2 separate regions of the Homo sapiens genome follow, and region 2 is linked to region 1. The links are chromatin loops, found by intact Hi-C in ENCODE. Cell type or tissue: mammary epithelial cell. All regions are shown on one strand. Each heading gives the region's core, and the rest is flanking DNA. Links, peaks and the distances in the headings are about the cores only.

Region 1 (11,770 bases), core at 79-8,078:
GAAGGAAGGGATCCAGTTTCAGCTTTCTACATATGGCTAGCCAGTTTTCCCAGCACCATTTATTAAATAGGGAATCCTTTCCCCATTTCTTGTTTTTGTCAGGTTTGTCAAAATCAGATGGTTGTAGATGTGTGATGTTATTTCTGAGGTCTCTGTTCTGTTCCGTTGGTTTATATATCTGTTTTGGTACCAGTACCATGCTATTTTGGTTACTGTAGCCTTGTAGTATAGTTTGAAGTCAGGTAGCATGATGCCTCCAGCTTTGTTCTTTATGCTTAGGATTGTTTTGGCTCCTTTTTTCTTCCATATGAACTTTAGAGTAGTTTTTTCCAATTCTGTGAAGAAAGTCCTTGGTAGCTTGATGGGGATGGCATTGAATCCATAAATTACCTTGGGCACTATGGCCATTTTCATGATATTGATTCTTCCTATGCATGAACATGGAATGTTCTTCCATTTGTTTGTGTCCTTTTTTATTTCGTTGAGCAGTGGTTTGTATTTCTCCTTGAAGAAGTCCTTCACAGCCCTTGTAAGTTGGATTCCTAGGTATTTTATTCTCTTTGTAGTAATTGTGAACGGGAGTTCACTCATGATTTGGCTCTCTGTTTGTCTGTTATTGGTGTATAGGAATGCATGTGATTTTTGCACGTTGATTTTGTATACTGAGACTTTGCTGAAGTTGCTTATCAGCTTAAGGACATTATGGTCTGAGACAACAGGGTTTTCTAAACATACAATCATGTCATCTGCAAACAAGGACAATTTGACTTCCTCTTTTCCTAACTGAGTACATTTTATTTCTTTCTCTTGACTGATGGCCCTGGCCAGAACTTCCAATACTATGTTGAATAGGAATGGTGAGAGAGGGCATCCTTGTCTTGTGCCAGTTTTCAAAGGGAATGCTTCCAGTTTTTGCCCATTCAGTATGATATTGGCTGTGGGTCTGTCATAAATAGCTCTTACTATTTTTAGATATGTTCCATCAATACCTAGTTTACTGAGAGTTTTTTTGCATGACAGGCTGTTGAATTTTATCAAAGGCCTTTTCTGCGTCTATTGAGATAATCATGTTGTTTTTGTCATTGGTTCTCTTTATGTGATGGATTACATTTATTGATTTGCGTATGTTAAACCAGCCTGCCATCCCAGGGATGAAGCCAACTTGATCGTGGTGGATAAGCTTTTTGATGTGTTGCTGGATTCGGTTTGCCAGTATTTTACTGAGGATTATCACATAGATGTTCATCAGGGATATTGGTCTAAAATTCTCTTTTTTTGTGTGTGTCTCTGCTAGGCTTTGGTATCAGGATGAAGCTGGGATCATTAAATGAGTTGCAGAGGATTCACTCTCTTTCTATTGATTGGAATCATTTCAGAAGGAATGGTACCAGCTCCTCTTTGTACCACTGGTAGAATTCGGCTGTGAATCCCTCTGATCCTGGACTTTTTTTGGTTGGTAGGCCGTTAATTATTGACGCAATGTCAGAGCCTGTTATTGGTCTATTCAGAGATTCAACTTCTTCCTGGTTTAGTCTTGGGAGAGTGTATGTGTCCAGGAATTTATCCATTTCTTCTAGATTTTCTAGTTTATTTGCGTAGAGGTGTTTATAATATTCTCTGATGGTAGTTTGTATTTTTGTGGGATTGGTGGTGATATCCCCTTTATCATTTTTATTACATCTATTTGATTCTTCTCTCTTTTCTTCTTTATTAGTCTTGCTGGCAGTCTATCTATTTTGTTCATCTTTTCACAAAACCAGCTCTTGGATTCATTGATTTTTTTGAAGGATTTTTTGTGTCTCTATCTCCTTCAGTTCTGCTCTCATCTTAGTTATTTCTTGCCTTCTGCTAGTTTTTGAATTTATTTGCTCTTGCTTCTCTAGTTCTTTTAATTGTGATGTTAGAGTGTCAATTTTAGATTTTTCTTGCTTTCTCTTGTGGGCATTTAGTGCTATAAATTTCCCTCTACACACTGCTCTAAGTGCGTCCCAGAGACTCTGGTACATTGTGTCTTTGTTCTCATTGGTTTCAGAGAACATCTTTATATCTGCCTTAATTTCATTATTTACCCAATATTCATTCAGGAGCAGATTGTTCTGTTTCCATGTACTTGGGTGGTTTTGAGTGAGCTTCTTAATCCTGAGTTCTAATTTGATTCCACTGTGATCTGAGAGACAGTTTGTTGTGATTTCTGTTCTTTTACATTTGCTGAGGAGTGTTTTACTTCCAATTAGGTGGGCAATTTTAGAATAAGTGTGATGTGGTGCTGAGAAGAATGTATATTCTGTTGATTTGGGGTGGAGAGTGCTGCAGATGTCTATTAGGTACACTTGGTCCAGAGCTGAGTTCAAGTCCTGGATATCCTTGTTAACTTTCTGTCTCTTTGATCTCTATAATATTGACAGTGGGGTGTTAAAGTCTCCCATAATTATTGTGTGGGAGTCTAAGTCTCTTTGTAGATCTCTAAGGACTTGCTTTATGAATCTGGGTGCTCCTATATTGGGCATATATATTTAGGATAGTTAGCTCTTCTGGTTGAATCAGTCCCTTTACCATTATGTAACGACCTTCTTTGTCTCTTTTGATCTTTGTTGGTTTAAAGCCTGTTTTATCAGAGACTAGGATTGCAAACCCTGCTTTTCTTTGCTTTCCATTTGCTTGGTAGATCTTCCTCCATACCTTTATTTTGAGCCTATGTGTGTCTCTGCACGTGAGATGTGTCTCCTGAATACAGCACACTGATGGGTCTTGACTCTTTATCCAATTTGCCAGTCTGTGTCTTTTAATTGAGGCATTTAGCCCATTTACATTTAAGGTTAATATTGTTATGTGTGATTTTGATCCTTTCATTATGATGATAGCTGGTTATTTTGCCCGTTAATTGATGCAGTTTCTTCCTAGCATCAATGGTCTTTACAATTTGGCATGTTTTTGTACTAGCTGGTACTGGTTGTTCCTTTGCATGTTTAGTGCTTCCTTCAGGAGCTCTTGTAAAGCAGGCTTCACGGTGACAAAATCTCTCAGCATTTGCTTGTCTGTAAAGGATTTTATTTCTCTTTCACTTATGAAGCTTAGTTTGGCCGGATATGCAATTCTGTGTTGAAAATTCTTTTTTTTAAGAATGTTGAATATTGGCCCCCACTCTCTTCTGGCTTGTAGGGTTTCTGCCAAGAGATCCACTGTTAGTCTGATGGGCTTCCCTGTGTGGGTAACTCAACCTTTCTCTCTGGCTGCCCTTAACATTTTTTCCTTCATTTCAACCTTGGTGAATCTGACAATTATGTGTCCTGGAGTTGTTCTTCTCAAGGAGTATCTTTGTGGTGTTTTCTGTATTTCCTGAATTTGAATGTTGGCTTGCCTTGCTAAGTTGGGGAAGTTCTCCTGGATAATATCCTGAAGGGTGTTTTCTAACTTGGTTCCATTCTCCCTATCACTTTCAGATACACCAATCAGACGTAGATTTGATCTTTTCACATAGTCTCATATTTCCTGGAGGCTTTGGTCATTTCTGTTTACTCTTTTTTCTCTAATCTTGTCTTCTCACTTTATTTCATTAATTTTATCTTCAATTACTGATACCCTTTCTTCCACTTGATCGAATTGGCTATTGAAGCTTTCCATGCATCACAAAGTTCTTGTGCTGTGGTTTTCAGCTCCATCAGGTCATTTAAGGTCTTCTCTACACTGTTTATTCTAGTTTTAGCCATTTGTCTAACCTTTTTTTAAGGTTTTTAGCTTCCTCATGATGGGTTAGAACATGCTGTTTTAGCTCAGAGAAGTTTGTTAGTACTGACCTTCTGAAGCCTATTTCTGTCAGCTCATCAAAGTCGTTCTCCGTCCAGCTTTGTTCCATTGCTGGCGAGCAGCTGCGATCCTTTGGAGGAGAAGAGGTGCTCTGGCTTTTAGAATTTTCAGCTTTTCTGCTCTGATTTTTCCCTATCTTTGTGTTTTTATCTACCTTTGATCTGTAGGGACCAGCCCTACAGGGCCTGTGGGTTTTTCTCCTCATGTGCGGCAACGAGAGATCATAGAAATAAAGACACAAGACAAAGAAATAGAAGAAAAGATAGCTGGGCCTGGGGGACCACTACCACCAAGATGCGGAGACCAGTAGTAGCCCTGAATGCCTGGCTGTGTTGTTATTTATTGGATACAAGACAAGGGGGCAGGGTAAGGATTGTGAGTCATCTCCAATGATAGGTAAGGTCACACGAGTCACGTGTCCACCAGACAGAGTCCCTTCCCTGTTTGGTAGCTGAGGCAGAGAGAGAGAGGGGACAGCTTATGTCATTATTTCTTCTATTCATTTCTTGGAGAGATCAAAGACTTTAATGCTTTTGCTAATTCTGCTACTACTATCTAGAAGGTAGAGCCAGGTGTACAGGGCGGAACATGAAAGTGGACAAGGAGTGTGACCGCTGAAGCACAGCATCACAGGGAGACGTTTAGGTCTCTGGATGGCTGCAGGTGGGCTTGACTGATATCAGGCCTTCCACAAGAGGTGATGGAGCAGAGTCTTCTCTAACTCCCCCTGGGGAAAGGGAGATTCCCTTTCCTGGTCTGCTAAGTAACCGGTACCTTCCCAGACACTGGTGCTACTGCTAGACCGAGGTCTGCCAAGTAAAGGGTGCCTTCCCAGGCACTGGCGTTACTGCTAGACCAAGGAGACCTCTAGTGGCCCTGTCCAGGCATGACAGAGGGCTTACGCTCTTTTCTGGTCACTTCTCACCATGTCCCTTCAGCTCCTATCTGTGTATGGCCTGGATTTTCCTAGGTTATAATTGTAGAACAGAGATTATTATAACATTGGAATAAAGAGTAATGCTACAAATTAATGATTGATAATATTCATATATAATCATCTCTATATTCTATGTCTAATATAACTATTCTTAAGTATTTTCTTTATTATACTGGAACAGCTTGTGCCTTCAGTCACTTTATTATACTGGAACAGCTTGTGCCTTCAGTCTCTTTATTATACTGGAACAGCTTGTGAATTTAGTCTCTTGCCTTGGCACCTAGGTGGCTTCCTGCCCACATCGGTCTTTGATGCTGGTGACTTACAGATGGGGTTTTGGTGTGGATGTCCTTTTTGTTGATGTTGATGCTATTCCTTTTTGTTTGTTAGTTTTCCTTCTAACAGTCAGGCCCCTCAGCTGCAAGTCTGTTGGAGTGTGCTGGAGGTCCACTCCAGAACCTATTTGCCTGGCTATCACCAGAGAAGGCTACAAAACAGCCAATATTGCAGAACAGTAAATATTGCTACCTGGTCCTTCTTCTGCAAGTTTTGTCCCAGTGGGGAACCCATCTGTATGAGGTGTCTGTTGACCTCTACTGGGAGGTGTCTCCCAGTCAGGCTACACGTGTGTCAGGGACCCAGTTGAGGAGTCAGTCTGTCCATTCTCAGAGCTCAAAAACTGTGCTGAGAGAAACACTGCTGTCTTCAGAGCTGTCAGACAGGGATGTTTAAGTCTGCAGAAGTTGTCTTCTGCCTTGTGTTCAGCTATGCCCTGCTCACAGAGGTGGAGTCTATAGAGGCAGTAGGCCTTGCTGAGTTGCTGTGGGCTCCACCCAGTTTGAGCTTCCCAGCCTCTTTGTTTACTTATTCAAGCTTCAGCATTGGCAGACGCCCCTCCCCCAGCCAGGCTGCAGCATTGCAGGTCAATCTCAGACTGCTGCACTAGCAGTGAGCAAGGCTTTGTGGGTGTGGGACCCACCAAGCCAGGCACGGGAGGGAATATCCTGGTCTGCTAGTTGCTAAGACAGTCGAAAAGCACAGTATTTGGGTGAGAGTGTATCGTTTCTCCAGGTACAGTTTGTCACGGCTTCCCTTGGCTAGGAAAGGGAAATCCCCCAACTCCTTGTGCTTCCCAGGTGAGGCGACACCACGTCCTGCTTCGGCTTACCCTCCGTGGGCTGCATCCACTGTCCAACCAGTCCCAGTGAGATGAGCTAGGTACCTTAGTTGGAAATGCAGAAATCACCTGTCTTCTGCATCAATCTCGCTGGGAGCTGCAGACCGGAGCTGTTCCTATTCGGCCATCTTGGAAGCGACTGAAACCTTAACCAATATTTTATATACAGTAAAATGCAAACTCCTTGTCAGTTCTATGAGTTGTTAAAAACACTTTTGTCTAAATATCACCAAGGTCAAGATATAGACTAATTCCAATGTCCCCTTAAATCTTTTGTCCTTTTAGTCAAACCATATCCCCACTGATCTATTCCAGAATATCATTTCAATAATATCACAGAGCAGTTTTTTGAGTCTGATTTCTTTCCCTTAGCATACTGCATTTAGATTTATCTGCATTGTGGTGGGTGTCAGTAACACATTTTTTTATTGCTGAGTAATATTAAATAGCTGTATTACTGTTTGATTATCAATTCACCAATTGAACAGCATTTTGATTGCTTTCAAACTGGGGTGATTATGAATAAAGATTATATAAATATTTGTTTACAGTTTTCTGTATGAACATAGTTTTTATTTCTTTTGAGAAAATACCTAGGAGTGGGATTGTATTTAGATTTAAAAGAAACACCAATCTGCATTTAAAGAATGGCCGTATCTTGTTATTTTCCAACTAGCAACAAATGAATATTTCCATTGTTCTTCTTCTTTGCTGTCATATTTATTGTCCATTTTTATATTTTAAAAATGTTAGTCATTTTAATAGGTGTGTAGCCATATTTCAATGGAACTGTGTGAGTGTGTATGCATATATGTGTTAATTGGGAGACAATTCACGTACTATAACATTCAATAACATTCATTCTTTTAAAGTGTACAAATTCAGTGGTTTTTAGTATATTCACAAAATTGTGTAACCATCACCAATATCTGATTTCAGAATATTTTTTATCACTCAAATAAAACCCCAAACTAATTAATGATCACTCATTGTCCCCTCCTCCCTTAAGCCCCAGTCAAAAACTAGTATACTTGTATCTTTATGGATTTGTCTACTCTGGACATTTCATATAAGAAGAAACATATAATATGTGGTCTTTTTTGTGTGACTTGTTTTACTTAGCATTTTTTTTTCAAGGTTCACCTACTTTGTAGCATGTATTAGTACCTGATTCCTTTTTATGGCTAGATAATTTCCCATTGTCTAGATATACTACGTGTCTTTATACAATACATTCATCAATTGAGAGACATTTTAATAGTTTCCACTTTTTGGTTATTATCAATAATGATGTTATGAATATCATGCATATTTTTATACTGATGTATATTTTCAGTTATCTTTGGTGTATACATAGGAGTAGGATTGTCACTTTGTATGGCAACTCTAAGTATAAATTCTTGAGGAACAAACTGTGTTCTAAAGTGGCTGTACCATTTGACGTTTCTATAAGGATGTTTGAGAGCCCTGATTTTTCCATATCTTCTGCAAATATTTATTATCTTCTGACTTTTTAAAATTAGAACCATCCAGGTATATAGTGGTACCTTGTGACTTTAACTTTCAATGTCCTTATGACTAATGATACTGAACATCTTTTCATATGCTTATTGGCTATTTCTATTAATATCTCTTCTTTAGAGTAATGTTCATTCAAACCCTTTGTGTATTCTGATTGAAATATTTATCATTTTATTATTGAGGAGTAGAAGTATTTATACATTCTTAATAAAAGTCCTTTATCAGATATGTGATTGGAATTTTTTTCACTCTATGGGTTAACATTTTGCTTTCTTGATAGTATACTTTAAAGGACAAATTTTATTAAGTCCAATTTATGTATTTTTTTGTTGCTCTGCTTTTGGTTTTATATCCACGAAATCGTTGCCTAATTAAGGTCACAAATACTTAGACCTATTTTTTCTTATACAAATTTTATAGATTTATATCTTACCTTTATGTCTTTAATTTGTTTTGAGATTTTTTTCTCTTAACGAATGTTGTGAAGTATGGGTCTAGATTGATTATTTTGCATGTGACTATTAGTTGGCACAGTACCTTTTACTGAGAAGTCTGTACTTCCCCTTGAATAGTTTTCCCATCATAGTTAAAGTCAAGTGATGATAAATATAAGGGTGTATTTATGAAATATCAACTGCATTCTGTTGATTTATATGCCTATCCATATGACAACAACACAAACTTTTGTTTATGGTAGATTTGTATTAAGGTTTAAAATCAGGATGTATGACGCCTTCAACTTTGTTCTTTTTCAAGATTGTTTTACGAGGCATGGTGGCTCGTGCCTGTAATCCCAGCACTTTGGGAGGCTGAGGCAAGTGGATCACTTGAAGTCAGGAGTTCGAGACCAGCCTGGCCAACAAGGTGAAACTACATCTCTACTAAAAATAAAAAATTAGTTGGGCATGGTGGCTGTTGCCTGTAATCCCAGCTACTCGACAGGCTAAAGCAGGAGAATCGCTTGAACCCGGGAGGTAGAAGTTGCAGTGAGCCAAGATCGTGCCACTGTCTCTTTTTGTGAGACACCACCACAAAAAAAAAAAAAAAAAGCAAAGAAAGAAAAAAATTTTTTTGCCTTTACAGTGGCCCCAGCAATTCTGCATGAATTTTAAGAACAGCTTGTCAATTTCAGCAGAAAAGGAAGCTGGGGTTTTGATATGGTTTGTGACTCTGTGGAAAAATATGGGGTATATTGCCATCTTAACACTAATAAGTCTTTCAGTTTACAACGACAATATTTCTTTCCATTTATTTAAGTAATTAATTTCTTTCAATAATGTTGTATAGCCTTCAGTGTACAAATCTTGCATTTCTATTGCTCAGTTTATACACAAGAATTTTCCTGCTTTTGATGCTGTTATAAATGGATCTATTTTCTGAATTTCATTTTTGGATTGTTTATTGCTAGTGTGAGAAATACAGTTGATTTTGGTATATTCACCTTATATCTCTCAATCTTATTTAATGTATTTATTATCTCAATTTTTTTTCCTGATGGGTTCCTTAGAAATTAATATATACAAGATATCATCTGTAAATATAGACTTACTTTTTTCTGTCTAATCAAATGCCTTTTTTGTTGTCGTTACCTAATTTCCCTGGCTAGAGCTTTCACTGCAACGTTGAATAGGAGGAGCAAGAGTGAATATAGATGTCTTGTTTCGATTTTAGTGAGAAATCTTTCAGGCTTTCACCATTAAATACGATGTTAGCTGTAAATGTTTCAGAAATGTTCTTTGCCAGGTTTAAGAAGTTCCCTTCTATTTCTAGTTTCTTTAGCTTTAGTGTTTTTATCATAAAAGATTCTTGAATTTTCTGAAATGCTTTTTTTCTGCATCAATTGAGATTATTGTTTTCCCTTTATTTTATTATTGTATATTACATTGTTATAATATTACATTAATTGATCTTCTCAGGTTGTGCCTCCTTGAATTCCATACTCCACATCTCACTTAGTCACGTTATCTGATTCTTTTACACATTGTATACATTGCTGAATTTGATTTGGTAATATTTCATTGATTTTTTGTGTTTTATGTTTGTTTGTTATGTATATATTTACAAAAATATTGGTTTTAGTTTTTGTTGTTGCTAATGTCTTTGTATGCTTTTGTTATTAGGGTAACACTGGCCTCATAGTCAGATTTTTGTGGTGTTCCTTCTTCTGCTATTTTACTGAAGAGTCTTAGCGATTGGTGTTAATGCTTTTTATAATGTCTGAGATAATTCAATAATGAGGCTATCTGCACCTAGGCTTTTCTTTCTGAGAAGGTTTTTGATTACTAATTCAATCTTCTTATTTGTCAAAAATCTATTTATATATCTAATTTTCTTGAGTTAGTTTCAGTTATTTGTGTCTTTCAAGATGTGTATCTGTTTCATCTAGGAATCTGTTTTGTTGACCTAAAATTGTTTCCATATTCCTTACAGTCTTTTTGTTTTATATCTAAAGTCACGAGTAATATATTCTGTTTCTGGCTTTAGTAATAAGAGTTTTCTTCTTTCTTTGTTTGCCGAGCTAAAGTTTTGTCAAGTTTGTTGATCTTTACAAAGAACTACGTTTTGGCCTTGTTGATTTTTCTCTATTGTTTTTCTGTTATTCATTTATTAATTTATGATTAAATCTTTATGATTTCCTTTGTTCGGATTGCTTTATCTTTATTTTGCTTCTTTTTAATATCATTAGGTGGACGGTTAGATTATTAATTTGATATCTCCCTTTATTTTTTGAGACAGAGTCTCACTCTGTCACCCAGGCTGGAGTGCAGTGGCACAATCTTGGCTCACTGCAACCCTGCCTCCTGGGTTCAAGCAATTCTCCTGCCTCGGCCTCCCAAGTAGCTGGGATTACAGGCACCTGCCACCATGCCCAGCTAATTCTTTTGTATTTTTAGTAGAGACAGCGTTTCACCATGTTGGCCAGACTGGTTTCTAACTCCTGACCTCGAGTTATCAGCCTGCTTCAGCTGCCCAAAGTGCTAGTATTACAGGTGTGAGCCACCGTGCCTAGCGGATCTCCCTTCATTGTAAAGATAGCCATTTAAGGCCCAAAATTTTCTATCAGCGCTGTTTTGGTGAATTCCACATGTTTTGGTGAATAGTTGATGAATAGTTATTTTTCAGTTTCATTTATTTCCAAGTATTTGCTAATTTCCCTTTTGAATTCTTCTTTGACACATGGTCAAAGCAGCATGTATTTTTTAGTGGGATTTATAGTATGTTTTACTTTTCACATATTTATTAAGTCCCAAAATTTCCAACTATTAATGATTTCTAATTTCATACAATTGTGGTTGAAGAGTATACTTCGTATTATTTCACTTTTTAACTTCATTGAGACTTGTCTTAAGGCCTAATATATAGTCAATTGTGGTTAACATTCCATGTGCATTTGAGAAGAATGTGTAAATGTTATCCTAGTTTTTCATTCTTGCAATGCTTTTATCTCATTTTAGTGTTAAGGCAATATGATAAGGGAGTTGTATCCAAAATATAGGAAGAGTGCTTAAAATTCCACAATAAGAAAGCAACCCAGTGAAAACAATAGATAAGGATATTAAAAAAACACCTCACCACAAAAAGATATACAGATGCCAAATATGCACATGGAAATATGCTAAAGATCATATGTCACTAGGGAATTGCAAATTAAAACAAGTGAGATATCACTACACACATATTACAATAGATAATATCTAAAACCCTGACAACACCAAATGCTGGTGGAGATGTGGAACAATAGGAACTCTCAACCACTGCTGGTGTAATGATGTAAAATGATATGGCTACTTTTGAATACAGTTGGTAATTTCTTACAAAGCTGAAAATAAATCTTACCATTACATTCATCAATCATGTAAATAGGTATATGCCAGACTGAATTGAAAATGTATATCTACATAAACCTGCACATAAATATTTATAGCAGCTTTATTCATAAGTGCCAAAAGCTGGAAGCAACCAAGAGGTGCTTTTAAGAGTCAATGGAAGAACAAACTTGTTTATCATACGGTGGAATATTATATAGTAATAAAAAGAAATAAGCCATCAAGCCTTGAAAGACATGTAGGAAACATAAAGGCATATTGCTGTGTGAAAGAAGTTACACACTTCTTTCTGAAGGGGCTACATACTGTGTTTCCAAATATATGCTATTCTGGTAAAGGCAATGCTATGGAGATAGTACAATAATCAGTGGATACCAGGAGTTGGTTGAAGGAGAGTAGGGCTGCAATAGGTGAAGCATATGGGATTTTTAGAACAAGGAAACTGTTCTGCATGGCACTGTATGGTGGACACAAGACACTATGTATTTGTCAAAATCCACGGAA
Region 2 (11,770 bases), core at 3,771-11,770, 1.2 Mb before region 1:
TTTAAGTAGAAGAGCCAGGACCCTCTTCCTACTTCAAAGTCCAGGTTTTTAACTCATTAGGTAGCACAGACTTTGCTAGTGTTTGGTTTTCAGTTTGACCAGTATTTATCAACTTTCTTCTTGATACTCTGCTTGATATACCTTAGTGAAATTGTTTTCTTAAAAAGTGATTAACTTATAACTGCAAAAATTTTTGTTTTGTAGTTTTAAATTAACTTAGAAAATTATACATTTTTCTGTCCATAAAGTTTATTTAAAAAAACAACTCCAGTTTTTGCATATGATATTAACTTGAGATATTAACAAGATATAACAGTCAATTTTGCTGATTTCAGATGTTAAATTTCTTAATATTAAAAACATCATTTTTACTATGTAAAAACTGTGATTCACCATTTTTACCATAGGGGATGGGGAGTAATTTTCCTTCTTATTTGTATGGGCAAACATCTTCTATACATAATTTAAACAATTCTTAAAATGATCTCCTTCAGCAAGCTTTTTCAATTGCCTTTTTTTTTTCCCCTCAAAGTCGTCTCTGGCAAACACTGCGTGACATCATATTTATTATCAAATCAATCAAGTATTGTCTTCTCATATTTCACCTGCATGAGTCTTTAAGTTTTGGGTTTTCTCCATATGCTTTTTTTTGAAGAAATCTTATTTCCTCTCATGGCTTTATCTAATAACTGCATGTAGGTGGTTCAGAAATGATTACATGTAGACTCCTTGGTTTGATTCCTGAAGTAGCAGCTCCTATTGAATCAGTGCCACTTGCCAGAGTCTTAAACGTGCTCAACCTTTATTAACTATTCCAAATGGTAGTTAGTGAAACCTTCTCAAATAGAGTTAGTTATTTTCCTTTTTATAGTCTTATGTTCCTATATTTGCATTATAGATATTGTATGCCATCTGTTTTCCTATTTATCTCCCTCATCAGACTGGTTCCTTAAGGGTAGAGGGCCCATGTCAGAGTCACATCTGCTTCTCCTCTCCTCTTAAAGTAACTGGTACACACACATTCAACATATACATTCACTGAATAAATAAATGAGTGTTGAGCAACTATTCCATTTGTATTAGTTCTCAATGGCAATGTAATGAATTCCCCGAAACTCATTGGTTTAAAACAACAAACATCTATCATCTTCTACTTTTTGTCTGTCAGAAATCTGGTCTTTGGCCACAGGTGGTGGCTCATGCCTGTAATCCCAGCACTTTGGGAGGCCGAGGTGTGTGGATCACAAGGTCAGGAGATGGAGACCATCCTGGCTAACATGGTGAAACCCTGTCCCTACTAAAAATACACACAAAAAAGTAGCCGGGCATGGTGGTGGGTGCCTGTATTCCCAGCTACTTGGGAGGCTGAGGCAGGAGAATGGTGTGAATCTAGGAGGCGGAGCTTGCAGTAAGCTGAGATTGCCCCACTGCACTCCAGCCTGGGTGACACAGAAAGACTCTCTCTCAAAAAAAAAAAAAAAAAAAGAAAAAAAGAAGTCTGGTCTTGGCTTACTGTGACTTCTGGCTTTCCGGCTGCAATCAAGGGGTTGCCAGGGCTGTGATCTTATCTGAAGACTTGAATAGGGGAAGATCCACTTCTAAGTTCACTTAAGTGGTTGTTGAAAATATTCAGATCCTCATGGACTATTAGACTATCTTAATCCATTTTCCAGCTGTTTTCTATTAAGAGAGACATTAAAGAGATTTGAAAAATTGTGTAACAATGCTACCTTTCTTATTACTTTATTTTTCTGGAAAATATAGTTATTTTTCATAAAATATGCTCTTATGTAAATATAAATGTACTAAACATGTCAACCTATTTAATAGGTTTACTACTGTTATTTAAAAATGAATAAATATTAATGAAACATTTCAGAATTAATTTCTAATATGGCAAGTATTGAGAGATTAACTCTCATAAACAGAAGCTCTTTGGTTTCCCAATATTTTTAAGAGTTCAAAATGGTCATGAGAGCAAGAAGTTTGAGTGCAGCTGTTATAAATAGTAAGCAACAAGTTGATCTCATGGCCTGGGTGGCTGTTCTCATTTGAGCAGGCTAGATTTGTCTGTCTGTCCTGAAGAGGTGAAAAAAAACTTTAGGTCTACTTCCCTTGTTTGCAGAGGCTGAGCCAATTTTCATTACACAGGTAGTCTTAGTCTATTCCTGCTGCTATAACAAAACACCACAGACAGATAATTTATAAATAATAGACTATAACAGAAATTTATTTCTCACAGTTCTGGAGGCTGGGAAGTCCAAGGTCAAGGCACCAGCCTCTGGTGCTCTTTGCTTGTTGTTGTGTCCTCACATGGCAGAAGAGACAATGCTGTGTTCTCACATTGCAAAACAGATGGAAGGGCCAGGCAACTCTGTGAAGTCTCTTTTATAAGGGCATTAATCCCATTCATGATGGCAGAGACCTCATGACTTAATCATTGCCCAAAAGGCCCAACCTCTAAATACCATCAACTTGGGGTTTAAGTTTCAAGGTGAATTTTTGTGAATTCAGTGTGAATTCAATGTGAATGAGGAATACAGACATTCACAGCACAGCAACAGTGTTCTTATCAAAGTCATGCTTGTGGTCTTTCATTGTGTGGTTAAGATCAGTGTTGTACTGCAGCTTGCCATTTGACTTTTGACATTTTTTGTAGCTAGTATTGGTTCATAAAAGTGGATTGATAAATTTTCAGAAATTGTGTGCCCCAGCCATGAAAAAGCCATTATTAAAAAACTAAAATTATTCAAATGTACAAGAAAATAATTTGTATTGTTAACAAAGGTAATACATATCAGCATATCCATGCTCTTGAGGTTATGTCTATTGTATCTATGTAGTAGGTATATTACATAATTATGTGCTACTGAACATCTCTTTCCAACTCTGTGTTCAGTGATGTCACATGGTTAGCTTGAAATCAACTGCAATGGGAACATTTACAACATGGAAGCAGGCAAATCCTACAAATTAGAGTTCTTTTTCCCTCCTCTTTCCCACAGAACTTGTTGGTTAACATATCACTGAATATGATCATTTTTTGATACATTGAATTTTGTTCCTCTAATGTTTATACTCCATTACTGGTAGAAAATTTTGTCTTTGTTCTTTCTCAAGACGAATTTTTATTACTTGATAGAAAGGAGATGTTGCTTGTCAATAGCTTGCCTTCTTGGATTTTGTTTAATGGAGAGAGCTTCTGAAAAATATTCAGGATAGAGGAGAAAGCTGAATTCCTTTGATGGAAATGAGTGAGGGAAGATTAATTCTCCAAAACTGAGACTAGAGGTTTATGACTCCCAAGAATAGTGGTGATCTACACTATATTCCCTGACAGTAACCGCAGGAACTGGCAAGACATTTGAGTGGTTTTACTTTGTGTTTCTCCTGGGCCCAGGGCAACGGGACTGTCTGCTTTGACAAATATTCCTGCACTGAGGTTTGACATAGGATGAGCAGAGCTGTCTTCCTTTAGGGACTGACTATATTACTCTGTTTTATGTTGCTTATAACAGAATACTTGAAACTGGATAATTTGTAAAGAAAAGGAATTTATTTCTTATGGTTGTGGAGGCTGAGAAGTCCAAGGTTGAGGGGCTGCATCTGGTGAGGGTTTTCTTACTGGTGGGGGCTCTCTGCAGAGTCTCAAAGTGGCACAGGGTGAGGGGGCTGAATGTGCTAACATGGTAGCTCAGGTCTTTTTTCCTTTTCTTATAAGGCCACAAGTTCCAATCCCATGATAACCTAGTAATCCATTTACCTTTTAACCCATTGATTCATGAATATATTAATGTATTTATGAAGGCAGAGCCCTCATGACCCATTCACCTCTTAAAGGACCCACCTCTCAACACTGCCACATTGTGGATTAAATTTCAACATGAATTTTGGAGGGTACAACTATTGAAATTATAGCAGGGACTAAGTGACCTTGGAAAATGAGATATCAAAGGAGAAAATGATAGTGAAAGATGAAAGGGTGCTTGTGACCTCTTAGGACCTAGGTTGAATTTCCTGCTGGCCTGTGTGATGGACACTTGGAGTTGGAATTAATTTGATTTAAATAAAATAAAAGAAATTTGATATTTCTTGCATACCTGTTTGTAGGAGAAAATACCATTCATACCTATTTTATCCGTGAGGGTTCTCCAGGGAAATAAAATTAATTAATTAGTTTCTTTATTTTTGAATTGGTTCATGTGTTTTTGGAGGCTGATGAGTCTGAAAATTTGTAGGGCAGGGCAGAAGGATGGAAATTCAGGCAACAGTTGATACTGCAGTCTTGAGGCAGAATTTCTTCTTCTCTGAAAAACTTTAGTTTTGCTCTATAAATCTTTTATTATTATGGTTACCTGTATATTTGCTTTTGTCATCATAGACAAAATAAAAAGGATATCAAAATGTCTACAAGGGAAAAATAGGGAGAATAAAAACATCAAGCATTTGCTAGTGCCAAGTTTTGTAAACTAAAATTCTTTTAAAAACAGATTTTTTCAAAAACAAAATTGTATTTACTTAAGGTATACAGCGTGTTTTTTTTTTTATTTCAATAGCTTTTGGGGTACAACTGGCTTTTTGTTACATGGATGAACTATATGGTGGTGAATTCTGAGATTTTAGTGTACCCATCATCAGAGTAGTGCACATTATACCTAAAGTGTGGTTTTTTATCCCTAGCCCCCTTCCCACCCTCCTACTTCTGAGTCTCTAAAGTCCATTATATCACTCTGTATGCCTTTATTTACTCATAGCTTAGATCCCACTTATAAGTGAAGGCATATGGTTTTTGATTTTCCACTCCTGTGTTACTTCACTTAGAATAATGGCCTACAGCTCCATCCAAGTTGTTGCAAAAGACATTATTTCGTTCCTTTTAATGGCTGAGTGGTATTCCATCATGCATATATACCACATTTTCTTTATCCACTCATTAGTGAATGGACATTTAGGTTGGTTCCACATCTTTGCAATTGTGAATTGTGCTGCTATAAACATATGTGTGCAAGTGTGTTTTTCATATAATGACTTTTCCTTTGGGTAGATACCCAATAGGGGGATTGCCAGATTGAATGATTGATCTACTTTTAGCTATTTAAGGACTCTCCATACAGAAAAACAGATTAATTCTTTAAGCATTCACAAACTTTTTTTTCTCTAATTTTACAGAAATCTGCTGTGACTGTTTCATGTGCTACATGTCTGTTTTATTCTCATTCCTCTTATTCCCCTAGCATTTTTTTAAAAAAACACTGATAATAGTTGGTATTTGAAAAACTCCATCAATCAGGAAAAAATAATTCTTATAGACAAGGAGACATGCTATTATATTTGGAATAAAATTGAAAGCAAAAATTATATGAATCAATGGATGTTACAAAGGGACATAAATGGATTGTGTATTGCACCTTTCTTTCTGCAGCCGCTTCCAAGGTCCTTCTGTTCTTCATAATAAGACAAAAATAAAAGTTTAATCAATAGGAATGAGCTTGGTTCCGAGATAAGAGTTAACCTTGGATTTGAATGATTCTATTGATTTGGCATTGTGAACCTGAGGCAGGATTTCATCTAAGGATTGGGGTGTACTTTAGTTTAAAATAAGTGCTTCTTAAGTTGTTGGCAAATAGACTGGAATTGCCAATAAACTTGGCTGAGACGGGCTCAAACAATAGCTAATCTCATAGAAAGATAATAACTCAGATAAATATAGGAGTCAGAAAATGTTCCCTTTTAAAAAAATCTTTCTACACTGTAATTATCAAAATAAATATCACCAGTTATGAGAAGTGAAGCTAACCAAAATACCTCAAGGACACTTACGACCTTCACTGTGGAAAATAGGAGCATAGTTTTAATCTTTTCTTTCCCTTAAGAACTATATTCTTCTTTTTACCTACTCTCACTTTCAATTTCTGTAATCTAAAATATCAAATTCACCTGCAGGAAAGTCATGTTTTTGACAACTTCTTAAACAACTTGTTTAAGAGGTTCTGGCCCTGAAACCTTAGATAATGATAGTGGTTAGTTGATTAGGCATAAGGGTGTGGAGGGCAGGGGGAAGACGACACAAAACAATTGTAACCTCACGCCCACTCCTCCCTCCCCTTCCCCAATTTCCCATTTGTCACACCACCCCATTGTAGATCTAGTTCAACCAATGAAATAATCAGCTTATTGCAGAGGGAAGGAAGTTTACTACTGGAAATAATGCAGGTTTGTTTTAAATGTTTTGATGAAGCTCACTGAGGTTTTAATTCAAGTCGATAGTATATTCTATTTTGTTTTATTTTATTGCCTGCTACAGATTAGGGATGCAATGTTGAATAAGGTGTGGCCTCTATTCTTAATTTAATGGTAGATCTAGACATGAAGTAGTTACTATACAACATGGTAAATTCTGTAACAGAACTCTGCAAAGTGTTCTGAAACTATAGTGCCAAGAACAACTAACTCTGCTTTAGGGTAACAAGAAATTAATTTAAAGAAAAGTAGGTCTTATAGTATTTTGGAAATGTGTTGACATAGTAAAAACTAATTTAAGGGAAAAAAGGCCTCTTCCAAAAATAAGAATCCAAAATGCAAGGATATGAGAAAACAGATCAATTGACCTAATATCAGCAGACACAGGCAGGTATAACAAAAATGAGATGTGTAACACCCTATAATTACAATACGCAATTGAGGGAAGCCTAGGTGTGCATCTTTGCAATCCCTGGTCAAGAGAAGAAACCAGCTGGGTTAGACGGCTCAAACCTGTACTACCACCAGCATTTTGGGAGGCCGTGGCTTTCCCTACAACATGGCAGTTTGCTTCTTATAGGCCAATAGGTGAGTGTCTGCTGCTGCTTTGAGTGTCTTTTAAGAAATCATCTGATTAGGCCAGGCCATCCAGCATAATCTCCCTTTTGATTAACTCAAAGTCAACTAATTAGAAACCTTAATTACATCTGCAGAAATCCCTTTATCTTTGCCATACAATATACCCTGATTGAAGGGAATGATATCCCATTCTATTCACAGAAACTGCCTACCCCAGTGGGGAGGTATAAAAGGATGTGGACCAGTGGAAGCCATGTTAAAATGTTGTCTACCATATGTTAATCATACATTACATACATTTTTTCCTATTCTAACAAAGACGCTGAGAAATTTTATACCTTAATAGTATTTAAGCCTTAGATTTTATCACAGCACTATCCAATAGAAATATAAACCACAAATGTGAACCACATATATAACTTTAAAATTTTTAGTAGCCAAATAAGAAAAAGTAAGAGAGCAACAGGTGAAATCAATTTTAATATATTTTATTTAATAAATATAGCCAGAATATTATCATCTCAACATGTAACCAATATAAAACATTATTAGATATTATATATATATATTTTTAATACAAGGTCTTTGAATACCACATCTCCATTTTGGCTGGCTGCACCTCAAGTGCTCAATGGCCACAGGGGGCTCTTGGCTGCTGAATTTAACTGCACATGGCTATCACATGCCTTTTCTCTTTTTTTAACTTTTATTTTAGGTTTTGGGATACAAGTGAAGGTTTGTTACATAGGTAAACATGTGTCACAGGGGTTTGTTGTGCATATTACTTCATCACTCGGGTATTAAACCAGTACCCAGTAGTTATCTTTTCTGCTCCTTCCCCTTCTTACACCCTCTCCCATCAAGTAGATCCCAGTGTCTGTTGTTTCTTTCTTTGTGTTCATAAGTCCTTATCATTTAGCTCCCACTTATAAGTGAGAACATGCAGTATTTGGTTTTCTGTTTCTGCATTAGTTTGCTAAGGATAATAGCCTCCAGCTCCATCTATTTTCCCACAAAAGACATTATCTCATTCTTTTTTATGGCTGCATAGTATTCCAAGGTGTGTATATACCATATTTTCTTTATCCAATCTGTGATTGATGGGCATTTAGGTTGATTGCATGTCTTTGCTATTGTGAATAGTGCTGCAGTGAACATTAATGAGCGTGTGTCTTTATGATAGAATGATTTATATTCCTCTGGTATATACCCAGTAATGGGATTGCTGGGTGGAATGGTAGTTCTCCTTTTAGCTCTTAAGGAATTGCCATACTGTTTTCCACAATGGTTGAATTAATTTACACTCCCACCAACAGTGTATAAATGTTCCCTTTTCTCCACAACCTTGCCAGCATCTGTTATTTTTTGACTTTTTAATAATAGCCATCTGACCGGTATGAGATGGTATCTCATTGTGGTTTTGATTTGTATTTCTCTAATGACCAGTGATGTTGAGCTTTTCTTCATGTGCTCATTGGCTGCATGTATGTCTTCTTTTGAGAAGTGTCTGTTCATGTCCTTTGCCCACTATTTAAGGGGTTATTTTTCTCTTCTAAATTTGTTTTAAGTTACTTATAGATTTGTCAGATGCATAGTTTGCAAATATTTTCTCCTACTCTGTAGGTTGTCTGTTTACTTTGTCAATAGTTTCTTTTGCTGTATCACGTGCCTTTTCAACAATATCCACCAGGTGTCACAACTTTACAGCTCTAAACCAGCAACATCAACACTGTTCTTTTCTTGGTGACAAGAGTTAGGATTCTCTTTGTATTCACATATTTTCTACTTTCCACATATTTGGTATTTCACTTGAAGTTTTTGCCTAGATAATTAAGAAATTAAGCAATGTGAATTTTACTACTTAAATAATCAAATTTGAATTCAAAACTACTTGTATATCTGACACACCATTCCTTAATTTTTCTGTAATTTCATCCTAGATGATCTGCCTGGTGAGAAGGCAAATAATTGTGAATTACATGAACACTCAATTCTTAACAACATAATAATAATTATTTTAAAGTTAGATCATTTCAAATACCCAAGGAGTTTTCACAACCTCAGAAGCAATTAAATGGTTTTCTTTTTACTATCTCAAATTGTTTAATAGAACATATTAAAAATAGAAACCCAAAGTTTTAAAAAGTAACAAAATGTTCTATTACAAAACTGCACACTATTACTGCAATCTACTAATTGCCAAGGGAGGTTTCTACTTCTCACATACATAGTGAGCTCTGATGGGAGTATGATGTTTGCATTTATTCACAGTTATTACTATAAAAACAGACTTATTTAATTTACATTTGGTTATTTGTAGGTTGTGATACAATTTCCTTTTATATGACAGAAAAACTGCCTTTGTTTTTAATTTTTTTGGTTTTTACTTTTATAGTCTTTCACGTTAGGTATCTTATAGGTAAAATTAAATATATATTTAGAGACTGAGTCTTCTCAAATACTTTCTTCTTTTAGAAAATCATTAATTTATAGAATTTTAAAAAGTATGTACAGATGCCATACAGAATCAATCATGAATGGAGAGAAGATTGAAATGTGAGTTTTTATCACTAACTTCCGTAAAATGAGTGTAGTTTAGTTTTATATCAATAATTAAGCGTTCTCTTTGTCCTATTAGTTTCAACCACATGATATCTGTAAGATGAAAATAAACTTGATTCTAGTGAGAAACCATAATTATTTATCTCTGAAGGATTTGTACTGTCAATTAGGTTCAGAAGAAAGGAATCAGACTTGGCATCTTAACTCATATATTAAAGAGAGAAGTGACTAGTGTTGTAGCCATAACTATAGAATAAGATGGAAAAATCATTAAGTGAAACTGTGCAAATAATGTTTTAAATAAAAACATAAAATCTAAAATTAGGATAATGTATACATTTATTTGCCTCCTGTTTGAATACACCTTTTAAAAACACATCCAAGAAAAATTAACCACATATGTAAGTCATGTTTCTAAGTGAAATAATCAAATACATACAATTAATATTTGTTTGCTGCTCAACTATTCACACCTTTTTTTGATTTCTTTTGTGAAGAAATTTTTTCAAAGGCTGAGGGTTTGTTTATTCTTTTTGAAGCACAATGCTCACACAGTCCAAGAGATGGCAGCCAATACCTTTTGTAAAACAAATGACTTGTGTTGATACTTCATCATGGCAAATGCAGGTACTTTATTTTAATAACATCATCACTGAAGCAATTATTAAAAGAATGTAAATTGCTGAAATTCTAAATGAAAATCGCTGAAATTCTGAATTGTTAAATTCTAAATTCTAATTTTTGTACGTGTGCTTTAAAGAGATTGCTCAGAGAATTTTTCAAGGTAAACTGAATAGATTTCTCTCTCTCCTTTTTTTCCACTGAGTTCAGAGCAGTGGTTTCTGCCAGATTAACCTAGATTTACTTATAGAATAGTAGACTTAAATAATAAATTATAATATCGATAATTATTTCAGAATCATTAAAATTAAATACATAAAATACTAATAACATCATTTATTAACAGAATGTTTGCCAGAACTGATGACTGAGTTTTTTTTGGAATATCATAGTTACTTTTTTTGTTAGACTCCTAATTAAAATCAAGTCATTTTTATGACAGATAGGAGGGATTCTTCACAATGTAAGAAAAGCAAAGCAAAGTGAATATTTTATTTCTACATTTGTTTTAAGGACGTATTTAAATTCTGAATATATTACTTTGTGTAATATTAAGCTGCTTTGTTATGGGATTCTACAGGCTAAGGGAAGGCATTAAGGAAAGCCATTGCCTTGTTTTAGGCTATCTAATCAATTACAGTAATGGATCCAGGAACTCAGCTTTCCTAAATTCCAAAATTCAAATACAGAACCCTTTATATTAGTGTGTTAGGTTTGTAATGTTGTACAACAAATTTCCACAAACTTTACTGCTTGAAGAAACAGCCATTTTATTATCCCACACTGCTATAGGTCAGAAGTCTGACCATGGCTTAGCTGAAGGTCCCAGAAAGCTAAAATCAAGATTTTTTTTAGCTGTCTTCTTGTCTGGAGCTCATGTGGTTGTGGCAAGATTTAATTTCTTGTGGTTGTAGTACTGAGGTCCACATTTCCTTGCTGACAGTCATCTAGGGGCTGCTTTCCACTCCTAGAGGCCACCTGCATTCTTTGCCCTGTGGCCCCCTCTATATTCAAAGCCAGCATCAGATAATCTCCCTGACGTGGAGTCCTCTGATGCTTTGAATCTCTTTTATCAGGAAGAACCTGTTTCCTTTTTAGGGCTCGTGTGATTAGGCCAGACTCTCTGCGATTGTAATCTTTCTACTTTAAGGTCAACTGATTTGGGAGCTTAATTACATCTATAAAATGCTTTCACACTAGCACCTAGATTAGTGTTTGATTGAATGAGAGAAGGTGTTTGTATACACCAGGGACTGGAAATCTTAGAATTCTGCCTACCACAACCAGACTGTAGATTGTAAACACCATTTTACTTAGAAAATACATAGACCTTTTCACATTGGAGTGGTTAATTCATCATTAGAGAGGGGCTTTATTCATTTTTTGGTGTTAATGCACCACTTATTTTCTAAGTAATTTTATTCATACCAATAGCTCACCAAAGAAAAGAATGATAAAAAATAATCTGGAATGACCCGTAAAAATAACTTGCAAATACAACTGAGGATTTGAGACCCCTAATCTTGCAGATAACCAACTTTTAAAAGCTTTTTTCTAGTACCACCTCGGAACTACTGGGAATTTATGTCAAAAACAATGTCACCGGAAAATTTCTCCAGTACTTTTATAGTCAGATTTGGGAACAACTGTAATCTTAATATTATCTTATTTTAACTTGTCTGAGGCCCCTATTACCTAGTAGTACAGCCACAGCTAAAACTTTGGTTTCCAGACATTCAGGTCTAATTCTTTTTATATTGCCTACTGT

Evidence for each region. Hi-C counts contacts between places; a loop is a spot of excess contacts. Peaks named below come from ENCODE experiments on the same cell type or tissue, not always from the same donor. Only the 100,000 strongest peaks of a DNase experiment are listed, where the experiment ranks them.
Region 2: a loop joins it to region 1, with 12 times the contacts of the local background. A loop is called at or near these places in 10 of 110 quality-filtered maps.

The regions. Positions count from the first base shown.
Region 1 is chr2:185,284,133-185,295,902 of GRCh38, reverse strand. No RefSeq gene overlaps it. Among named protein-coding and RNA genes, the nearest start is that of FSIP2, 450 kb to the left of the region's middle. In mammary epithelial cell, for the core only: a CTCF peak has its summit at 4,672 (motif pointing left); a DNase peak (open chromatin) is centred at 4,662.
Region 2 is chr2:186,457,391-186,469,160 of GRCh38, reverse strand. The region is part of intron 1 of LOC105373785 (a long non-coding RNA gene); the gene reads left to right. Among named protein-coding and RNA genes, the nearest start is that of ZC3H15, 23 kb to the left of the region's middle. In mammary epithelial cell, for the core only: CTCF peaks have their summits at 8,506 (motif pointing right) and 9,945 (motif pointing right); no DNase peak of the experiment used is centred there.